Regions from separate parts of the Homo sapiens genome. Here region 1 is linked to region 2. Evidence: read pairs that join two places in POLR2A ChIA-PET (ENCODE). Cell type or tissue: GM12878. All regions are shown on one strand. Each heading gives the region's core, and the rest is flanking DNA. Links, peaks and the distances in the headings are about the cores only. Region 1 has its middle 3.9 kb from the start of MIR422A. Region 2 has its middle 21 kb from the start of USP3.

The links. Peaks named below come from ENCODE experiments on the same cell type or tissue, not always from the same donor. Only the 100,000 strongest peaks of a DNase experiment are listed, where the experiment ranks them.
Region 1: POLR2A ChIA-PET joins it to region 2 with 5 read pairs; 2 of 35 experiments call an interaction of 5 or more read pairs at or near these places.

What each region holds. Positions count from the first base shown.
Region 1 is chr15:63,872,222-63,877,602 of GRCh38, reverse strand. No RefSeq gene overlaps it. Among named protein-coding and RNA genes, the nearest start is that of MIR422A, 3.9 kb to the right of the region's middle. In GM12878, for the core only: no CTCF peak of the experiment used is centred there; no DNase peak of the experiment used is centred there.
Region 2 is chr15:63,481,368-63,486,748 of GRCh38, reverse strand. No RefSeq gene overlaps it. Among named protein-coding and RNA genes, the nearest start is that of USP3, 21 kb to the left of the region's middle. RefSeq lists an enhancer at 5,181-5,330. In GM12878, for the core only: no CTCF peak of the experiment used is centred there; DNase peaks (open chromatin) are centred at 2,114 and 2,808; H3K4me3 peaks cover 344 bases; H3K27ac peaks cover 3,140 bases.

The sequences.
Region 1 (5,381 bases), core at 169-5,168, 390 kb before region 2:
TGATAGGATCATGGGTGTATTATTTTTCCCTGTTTACTTATCTATATTTTTAATTTTTTCTACAGTAAATATATATTATATAATTATTAGCTATTGCCACAATAATACTGCATAACAGACCAGCCCCAAATCTCAGTAGATTACAACACAAGGATTTATTCTCAAGCTCACAGTTCTGCAGATCAACTGCAATTTGACTGACTTAGGTTGGGCATGGAAGGGCTGCTCTGTCTCAGCCCCGCCCTGCTAAATCAGTCAAATTGCAGTTGGACTAGGTCTGGCTCCTCACTGCAGGTCAGGCTGTATGCCCCACGTGCCTTCATTCTGGGGCTCTGGCTGAAGGGGCAACAGTTATAAAAGCTTGCTTCGCTTCACCTTCCAGCTTGTCAGAGCCCAAGAGACAAGCCAAAATGCACAAGCATGTATAAAGCCTCTGTTTACCTCATTTCCTAACATTTTATTGGCTAAAGCAAGTCCTATGGCCAAGCCCAACACCAATGGGGCAGGGAAGTATATGCCACCCACAGTGGGAGTGGGAGGGGAGTGGGTATATTCTGAGTACTAACCCAGTTTATTGCTTATTACTTGTATAATAAAGCAAACATAATGTGCTTTGTGAGATGTTTTGATGTTATCCACGAGAGAGTATCCTACGGGGCTCCCCAAGGTTAAGAAAGTGGAGCCATTGTAGAATTTTATAGTTAGAGGATAGAATTAATGTGTTTTCTTTGTTTGTTTGTTTGTTTGTTTGTTTGTTTGAAACAGGGTCTCACTCTGTCACCCAGGCTGGAGCGCAGTGGCACAATCCTGGCTCACCGCAACCTCCGCTTCCCAGGCTCAAATGATCCTCCCATCTCAGCCTCCCAAGTAGCTGGGACTACAGTGTGTGCCCGCACACCCGGCTAAGTTTTTGTGTTGTTGGTAGAGACTGGGTTTTGCCATGATGCCCAGGCTGGTCTTGAACTCCTGAGCTCAGAGCTCCACCCACCTTGGCCTCCCAAAGTGCTGGAATTATAGGCATGAGCCACCACGCCCGGCCCTGAGGATAGAAATAATGTGAAAGGGGTAGGCTGACCCTCTCTTCCTTCTCCTCCGTCCCTTTAAGATTACCAGACACGACCATTTATGGCACCTACAGGCTCATAAAGGAAGGCGGAAAACTCCCACACAGCCTCATGGGCCATTCTCGCCAGAGGCCCAGGACCTTGCTAGTTCCCATCCAGATCTGTCTGAATTCACTTCCTGCTGACTTCCTTTCTCTTGATTTCTCTCAGTTCATCCAGTCATTCATTCAAGTTCTATTTATTGAGCACCTACTATGTGCTGGCACTCTTCTAGCCGTGGGGTTATGTTGGTGAACAAGGCAAGTGTTGATAAACAAGGAAGTCTTTCCTCACAGGGATTACATTCTAGTGGGGAGTGGGGTGGGTGCCCGGTAGGGGAGAAATGCTAATATCAAGTAGTGTGAATGCTAAGAAGTAAGTAAGATGGGAGAGTGCAACAGAGAGTGACAGGGCGAGGGATGGCTACTTTGGATAGTGAGGTCAGGAAAGGCTTCACTGAAGAGGTGCTGTTAGAAGTTACTGGAAGATGCTTCTTAGGAACTGATATTTAGGTCTGGGCTCTCCAGACCTTGACTCTTAGTCCCTCTCAAGAATTTGGCTTGGGTTCTCCCTACTGTTCGCTCTCCACTTTGGCCTGCTGTGGGGAGCTCTCCTGTCCTAGCTATCTTCCAACCAGCTTCCCACTGGGTCTGGTGCCCAATCGGCTTAGCCAGTCCTCAACAAAGAGGAGACTCAAAAAAAACCCTAGTAGATCAAGCCAGTCACTTACCGAACTCCTATTGTATACCAAGCTAGTAGGCGTTTATTGAGCACTTTCTGTAAACCAAACCAATAGGCATTTATTGAGCATCTATTGGATGCCAGATCAACAGTCATTTATTGAGTGCTTACTGCATATCCAAACCAACAAGTGTTGATTTACTGTGTTCCTGGAACTGAGAAGAAAACAAAACTATTGCTCTCTAGAGACTTGCAATCAAGTTGTGAATGCAAATGTTACACAAATGCAGACCATTAGCTATAAAAGGCAGGACTTACAACTGTAAGTGCCATGTTGTACAGAACAGCGTCCCAGGAAGCTAGAGACAGCCTAGAGGTCATCATGCAATGGAGTAGCCACAGAAGGCTTCATGGAGGAGGTGAAAATTGAACTGGGCTTTAAGGACTGGATAGGATTTAGATAGAAAAGAAAAACAGGGGCGGACCACAGTGGCTCACTCCTGTAATCCCAGCGCTTTGGGAGGCTGAGGCGGGCAGATCGCTTGAGCCCAGGAGTTTGAGACCAGCCTGGGCAACACGGCGAGACCCCATTTCTACAAAAACTACACAAATTAGCTGGGTGTGGTGGTATGTGCCTATAATCCCAACTACTAGGAGGTTCAGCTGGGAGGATCACCTGAGCTCAGGAGGCTAAGGCTACAGTGAGCCATGTTTGCACCACTGCACTCCAGCCTGGACAACAGAGTAAGACACCGTCTCAAAAAAAAAAAAAAAGAAAAGAAAAATAGGGACTAGAGTAGCATGGCCCAGGCCTGGGGGCAGTTGTGTTTTGGAACCCTCGGATAGAATTCTGAGCATTCATCATTTGGGCCTGGTGTCTTCTCCTTTCTGGTTTGTCAGCATTCCTGTAACAGCCAGTCGCTATGACCCCTTTCTTCTAGGCCATGGCTAGATTCCTTGGCAGTCATAATTTGCCTGAGCAATCCAGGGCTGACATAATCTGGCTAATGTCAGAATGGGCCACCCTGCAGAAAGGTGTTTGTGATGCTCTAGGTGGATAAGAGCATAAAAACCATGAAGATTGGCCTCAGGATATGCAAGTGCAGTGCATTTTTAGTCCAGGTGTTCTCTCCTCTTCTCTCAGGAGTCCTTAAAAACACTCATGTTCGGCTGGGCGTGGTGACTCATGCCTGTAATCCCAGCACTTTGGGAGGCCAAGGCGGGCAGATCACCTGAGGTCAGGAGTTCGAGACCAGCCTGACTAACATGGAGAAACCCAATCTCTACTAAAAATATAAAAAATTAGCCAGGCATGGTGGCGCGCACCCGTAATCCCACCTGCTAGGGAGGCTGAGGCAGGAGAATCGCTTGAACCCAGGAGGCAGAGGTTGCAGTGAGCCGAAATTGCACCACTGCACTCCAGCCCGGGTGACAGAGTGAGCCTCCGACTCAAAACAAAACAAAACAAAACAAATTCATGTTCATTTCTTCAGCCTGGAGCCTTGAGACTGCAGCCAGGACTATTTAGAATTCATAGATTCGAGATATGGGCTCAGTGGCCTCTTTATATATTTCTGAAAGCAGGAAGAATTTTATATCATTATTTTATTACTTAGATGATTAATAATATTCATATTATTAACCGTGTTACAATTTCAGATTTTCTGCTTTCCAGAAAATGGTCATGAGAAAATCTGAACTTGTAAAATGACTCCATTAAAGATAATCATTTTTTCACATTATAAATATTTATCCAGTACCACTCTGTATAGTCTGGGTCTGGGGGAAAAAAGGGAATAAGCCATAGATTCAGGGTTCTTTGAGATAGGGAGCCCTCTACCCCTTAACTATAAAGCTTAATATAATTTGTGGAAAGAGCTCTTTATACAGCTTTTCAGGAAGCTTGCTCTTCCTCCTAGTTGGGGGTGTCTGTACCATCTGTAGGATTACTTTCTATTTCATTTATTTTCAGGTCACAAAGTCTGTGCAGCACTCAGGAAGCTTGGAACATTGTCATTGTGGAGGGAATTGTTCAGACCTGAGGCAAAATAAAAACCGAAACTGAAGGCCAGGTATGGTGGCTCACGCCTGTAATCCCAGCACTTTGGGAGGCCAAGGTGGGTGGATCACATGAGGTCAGTTCAAGACCAGCCTGGCCAACATGGTGAAACCCTGTCTCTACTAAAAATACAAAAATTAACCAGGTGTAGTGGTGTGTGCCTGTAATCCCAGCTACTCAGGAGGCTGAGGCAAGAGAATCGCTTGAACCCAGGAGGCGGAGGTTGCAGTGAGTGGAGATCGCGCCACTGCATTCCAGCCTGGGCAACAGAGTGAGACTCTGTCTAAACAAAACAAAACAAAAATAACCTGAAACTGAGAGGTAGGTGTAAAACAGGCTGGAAGATTCATTTCAAGATATAAATAAACCTACGTAGACTTTCTTCCCCACTTGAGTCCCAGGGAAAAGTGAGAAGCAGCCAGGCAGGCACAAAGAGATCCCTGAGATTCCAGAGGCAGCCAGTCACTCCATCTGGAAGGAAGCAAGGAAGCTGTGGGAGGGAGGAGGGCTAAGGAGTTCTGTCCTGTGCTGTTTAAAGAAAACCAGGCAGCAGCTCACATTAGTCCCCGACATTTCCATTTCATGGCAGGTGGCACATGGTGCAGAAGAAGGATTATATAGGTCAGTCTAAGCCCAGCCAGCTACCACTAGCTGTATGGCTGTGTTAGCCCAGGTCTTCCAAGTAGCAGACATCAAGACAGGGTTAGACTGCAGGAGATTATTCGGTAAGTGTGCAAAACTGGAGAGGGAGCTGGCAAGGCTGAGAGAGGCGTCAGACGTCAATGCAGGTCTGACCCATGTGATGGAGAGAGGGAAGGAAGGAAGGTTACATCAAAGTATCTTACACGGCAGTGCAGTTCTAAGAAAGGTCAACAAGGCCAGTGGATTAAGGGGGTCCTTGAGCTAAAGATTTCCTTCAGAGCAGTGCTGTCAATCTCAACTTCCAGGTCGGCCTTAGTATCCCCATAGGCGGATACTAGTGGGAAGTATGGCCTCAGGGGAAACACCTCAGGTGACTTATCTTACCTCTCTGAGTTTTGGTTTCCTCAATTATAAAGTGAAGGTTTTTGAGAGGATTAAATAAAATAGCATATTTAAATTAAAGTGTTTACAGCCAGGGTGTGGTGGCTCATGCCTGTAATCCCAGCACTTTGGGAGGCTGAGGTGGCTGGATCACAAGGTCAGGAGATTGAGACCATCCTGGCTAACACGGTGAAACTCTGTCTCTACTAAAAATACAAAAAAAAATAGCCGGGCGTGGTGGCGGGTGCCTGTAGTCCCAGCTACTCAGGAGGCTGAGGCAGGAGAATAGCATGAACCCTGGAGGTGGAGCTTACAGTGAGCCGAGATTGCGCCACTGCACTCCAGCCTGGGTGACAGAGACTCTGTCTCAAAAAAAAAAAAAAAAAAGTGTTTAGAATGGAATCAACTGCCTAATAAATGTTCAATGAACATAAATTCCCTTCCTTGTCTTCTTGTACCCCATCTTGAGGCAAGTTTGGCACAGCGATATGACTCCTCTCCCCAGCCTGTCCTTC
Region 2 (5,381 bases), core at 228-5,227:
GGCCACATATTATATCATTTCATTTGTATGAAATATCTTGAATAGGCAAATCCGAAGAGACAGAAAGCACATGAGTAGTTGCTGGGCCAGAGGTAGGAAGGAATAGGAAGTACTAATGAGCATTGAGTCTCCTTTTGGGTGATGAAATGTTCTGAAACTGGATGCTGGTGGTGGTTGCATGACATTATGAATGTACTGTATCATACACCTTAAAATAGTTAAAATAATACATTTTATGTTATGTGTATTTTACCACAGTAAAACAAATAGTACTCTATCTTTCCAGAAATGATGATGATTATTATTATTTTGAGATGGAGTTTTGCTCTTGTTGCCCAGGCTGGAGTGCAATGGCGTGATCTCAGCTCACCACAACCTCTGCCTCCCGGGTTCAAGCGATTCTCCTGCCTCAGCCTCCGGAGTAGCTGGGATTACAGGCGTGCACCACCATGCCCGGCTAATTTTGTATTTTTAGTAGAGACGGGGTTTCTCCATGTTGGTCAGGCTGGTCTCAAACTCCCGACCTCAGGTGATCCACCCGCCTCGGCCTCCCAAAGTGCTGGGATTATAGGTGTCAGCCACGCACCTGGACTGTAATGAGTTTTATTAGTTTGTTTTTTGTCTTTGTTTGTTTATAGGTTTATTCTTCAGAAAATTTTAAAGTTTTGTTGTTGTTGTTGTTGTTGTTGTTTTTTGAGACAGAGCTTTGCTCTTGTCACCCAGGCTAGAGTGCAATGGCACGATCTCAGTTCACTGCAACCTCCCTATCCTGGGTTCAAGCAATTCTCCTGACTCAGCCTCCCAAGGGGCTAGGATTATAGGCACCTGCCACCACACCCGGCTAGGTTTTTGTATTTTTAGTAGAGATGGGGTTCTGCCATGTTAGCCAGGCTTGTCTCAAACTCCTGACCTCAGGTAATCCACCCGCCTCGGCCTCCCAAAGTGCTGGGATTACAGGCATGAGCCACCACGCCTGGCTAAAGTTTCATACACTCAAATTTATCAGTGTTTGCCTTTATGGTTTCTGTATTACATGGCATGCTTAGACAGAGCTTCTTCATTCCACGATTATAAACATATTCAACTATATTTTCTTCTTGTACCTTTTTTATTTTTTATTTTTTTGAGACAGGGTCTTGGTCTGTTGCACAGGCTAGAGTGCAGTGGTGTGGCCATAGCTCACTGCAGCCTCTCCTGGGGCCAAGATTCTCCCGCCTTAGCCTCCTAAGTAGCTGGGACTACAGGACACAGCACCACACCCGGTTAATTAATTTATTTTTTTAGTGGAGAAGAGGTCTCACTAAGTTGCCTGGGTTGGTCTTGAACTCCTGGGTTCAGGCTATTCTCCCCCCTTGGCCTCCCAAAGTATTGGGATTACAGGTGTGAGCCACTGTGCCATCCCCTTTACTTTTATGGTTTCATGTTTGACATTTAGGTTTCTATTCGTCTGGGATTGATTTTGGGATAAGGAGTGAGGTAGCAATATAATTTAAATGGTTTTCCCAAATGGAAAATGATGTGTAGCCTGTTGTCTCAATACTATTTAATGAACAGCCCTTTTTTTCTCCTTTGATTTGAAATGCCAGCTTTAAAGTATTAATTCATATATTTTGGGTCTATTTCTGAATTTTTTTCCTGTTGGTTTATCTGTCTATTTCTCAGTCTACAATGCTTTGTTAACCAGAAGTCGGCATTCAATTTTATGGGGTCATCAATATAAATACTACTAAATTTGACATAGGTAACTCTTGGAAGTTAGAACACAGGAAAGGAAGGGTGGAGTCCCTTCATGTCTGAGACACTAGATGTTGATTCAGGAGGAAATATCAAAAAATTGATTTTTTAAACCAAGGCTTCCTGAATAATATTTTTTGTTGATAAGGCAAATACACATTAAATGTCTGATTTTAACCATTAGTTCTGTTGATTTTTGGCTGAATGAAAACATCAAAGTTTGAAACTATGACTTTATGTTCAACTTATTTATTTTCTTATATTTCTCACAGGTCATATATTTACAAAACTATCAAAAGCAGGAACTTGCAACCCTGAGGGACTCTCTCTAGGTATGCAGTGTCTTCCTCACACAAGGTTAGCAGCTGCTAGGATACTAATGCTCAGGGCTTTCAGTCTTATCAGTGATGACCTCGATAGAAACTTGAGTATATTTCCCTCTTTTTTTTTTGAGATGGAGTTTCGCTCTCGTTGCCCAGGCTGCAGTGCAATGGTGCGGTCTTGGCTCAGGGCAACCTCCGCCTCCTAGGTTCATGCAATTCTCCTACCTCAGCCTCCTGAGTAGCTGGGATTACAGGCATGCACCACCACACCCGGCTAATTTTGTATTTTTAGTAGAGATGGGATTTCTCCATGTTGGTCAGGCTGGTCTTGAACTCCTGACCTCAGGTGATCCGCCTTGGCCTCCCAAAGTGCTGGAATTACAGGCATGGGCCACCATGCCCGGCCAAAGCTCTCCATTGTTCTTTCTAACCCGGGGTCAGAAGTGTGGAATGCTTTTGCCTTGAGATGTTTTTATTCCAGCAAGAAGGCTCAATTTTAAACACAAAATGTACTTGTTTTAGCTCTGTGCTCCCAAACTTCCAAAGGGAAGATCTTTTATAAATTTGCTGGATTCTCTGTGGGTTTGTGTTTATTAACTCCCACCATTTGCAAAGTATTTTGTGGTGGCATAAACATCATTTTAAAACAGGAAGTTAGCTTTTAGTCATTAGTCTGAAATCAAGTGTTTCAGAAGAAATGAAAAGGCTTCAGCCAGAGGAGACTTTAACATGACAAAAGTCACAACAGGAAATTAGGTGACTCTGGCTTGGCCTCTCCATTCACAGCTTTTGGGCATGTTCATTCATTTTGTCCATCTCTTAAATACCTACTTTATGCTCAGCCTCATTTAACACTCTAGTGTACACCAGTCAAAGAGCTACTCAGTCAAACTGCAAGGACTCTGTTAATACACAGGCTTCTCATGTACAAAGGTGGGGAAAAGAGGCATTATTTTCACTGCTATACAAATATTCTGATGTGTGAATGAACCATGATTCATGTATTCATTCTCCTGATGATAGACAACATTTTGGGTTGTTTCCAGTTCTTTTCTATTGCAGACAATGCTGCAACGAACAATCTTGCACAACCCCGTCGTGCACATGTACAAGAGTTTCACTAAGGCAGCAGTCCTCAAAGTGTGATCCAGGGACCCACAGGGGTCCCCAAGGCCCTTTCAGAGGGTCCACACGAGCAAAACTATTTTCTTTTTATTTTTTCTTTTCTTTTTTTTTTTTTTTTTGAGACATAGTCTTACTGTCACCCAGGCTGGAGTGCAGTGTCACAATCTGGACCCACTGCAACCTCTGCCTCCTGGGTTCAAGCGATTCTTCTGCCTCAGCCTCCTGAGTAGCTGGGATTATAGGCGTGCGCCACTATGCCCGGTTAAGTTTTGTACTTTTAGTAGAGACAGGGTTTCACCCCAGGCTGGTCTCCAGCTACTGACCTCAGGTGATCCACCCACTGTGGCCTCCCAAAGTGCTAGGATCACAGGCGTGAGCTACCGCTCCCAGCCGCAAAACTATTTTCATAATAGTTTTCACTCTCATCCTGTCAGGGGTATGCTGTGGAGTTTTCTGGAGGCTGCATGACACATCCACAATTATCTGAAAAGGCTATTAAAATACTCCTACCTCTTCTAATTACATATCTGGGTGAGGCTGGAATTTTCTCATATACTTCAACCAAAACAACATATTGCAACACTTGAATACAAATAGAAATTCTAGCTGTCTTCTAGTAAGCCAGACAATAAAGAGATCGTAAAATATGAAACAATGCCTCTCATCTCCCTAAATTTTAACATAAATAGAATTTTTTTCATAAAATGTGTTAATATCCATTGAGTTTATTTTTTATTTTAAAGCTGATTTTAACTTTTTTAAACTTTTTAACTTTTTTCAGTTTTAATTTCTAATACTGTAAATATAAATAAATACAGCCCACGTGAACAAAAGCTTTTTGGGGTCCTTGATAATTATTATCAGTGCAGTGGCATGATCACAGCTCACTGCAGTCTCAACCTCCTGGAGTCAAGCAATCCTCCCAAAGTGCTGGGATTGCAGGCATGAGCCACTGTGCACATCCTGATAATTTCTAAGGACATAAGAGTCCTAAAACCAAAAAAATATGAGAAGTAGTGCCCTAGGGTATATATACCCAGGAGTTGTGACGTAGGTGCATATTCATCTTTAAATGGTAACTCTAATAACCACTGATGATTAAGTTCAATTTGATATCATTTGTATAGAGCCCCCCAAAGCAGTACAACTAAACTTTATACAGCTCAGAAATGCATGCAGATTGCTAAAATTGAAAAAAAAAAATAGGCAAGGTTAAGCTCAAAATGTAGGATAGTTGGCCAGGTGCGGTGGCTCACGCCTGTAATCCCAGCACTTTGGGAGGCTGAGGCGGGTGGATCACAAGGTCAGGAGATCGAGACCATCCTAGCTAACACAGTGAAACCCCGTCTCTACTAAAAATACAAAAAATTAGCCGGGCGTGGTGGTGGTCCCCTGTAGTCCCAGCTACTCGGGAGGCTGAGGCAGAATGGTGTGAACCCGGGAGGTGGAGCTTGCAGTGGGCTGGGATCATACCACTGCACTCCAGCCTGGGCGACAGAGCAAGACTCCGTCTCAAAAAAAAAAAAAAAATTGTAGGATAGTGGTTACCTTTCACGGAGAGGCAGGGGGATGGAGGGAAAAGGGACAGATTGGACTGGTCTGAGGTACAGTGTTTAGTACTATGCCTTATAACTCACAGATATGCTGCCTTTTTCTTTCATATGTGTTAAATATGACATACTTTCTTATTTACTAAAAATAAGAAAGAAACAGTTTCTGCCCACAAGAGGCTCCCTGTCTGGTGATTGTGAGTGGAAATCACATTCCTCTTCCCTCTGAGTTTCAGCTCATTGAGAAACTGATCAGGAATCAGATCAGCTGAAAGTCCAGGCTCTATTATCTGCAAAGCTGGATTAAAGAATGTGGAGGCCAGTGGTTTTCTCCTCCTTCCTACCTGATCCAGATGGTCCTGTGCAAACCAGGGAGTCCCCTGCTGACCTCTCCACAGGTGGCAGGATCTGTCTGGTGGAGGAGGAGACCCAAAGTTATGCAGGCATTAGGGGATGGCGCCTGTGATATCAAAACCCAGATCTATCCTCCTCCAAGGGTGATGGCTTTTGCTGACCCTTCTGGGCCTCAGTTTCCCTTCCGTAAAAAGGGAGTAACATCTTACAGATGTGTCATGAGCACTAATCGTGTATCCTAGCACAGGGGTTGGCTTTCCTCCTTCCCTTCAAGTGCAAGGTCAGGCTACACCCC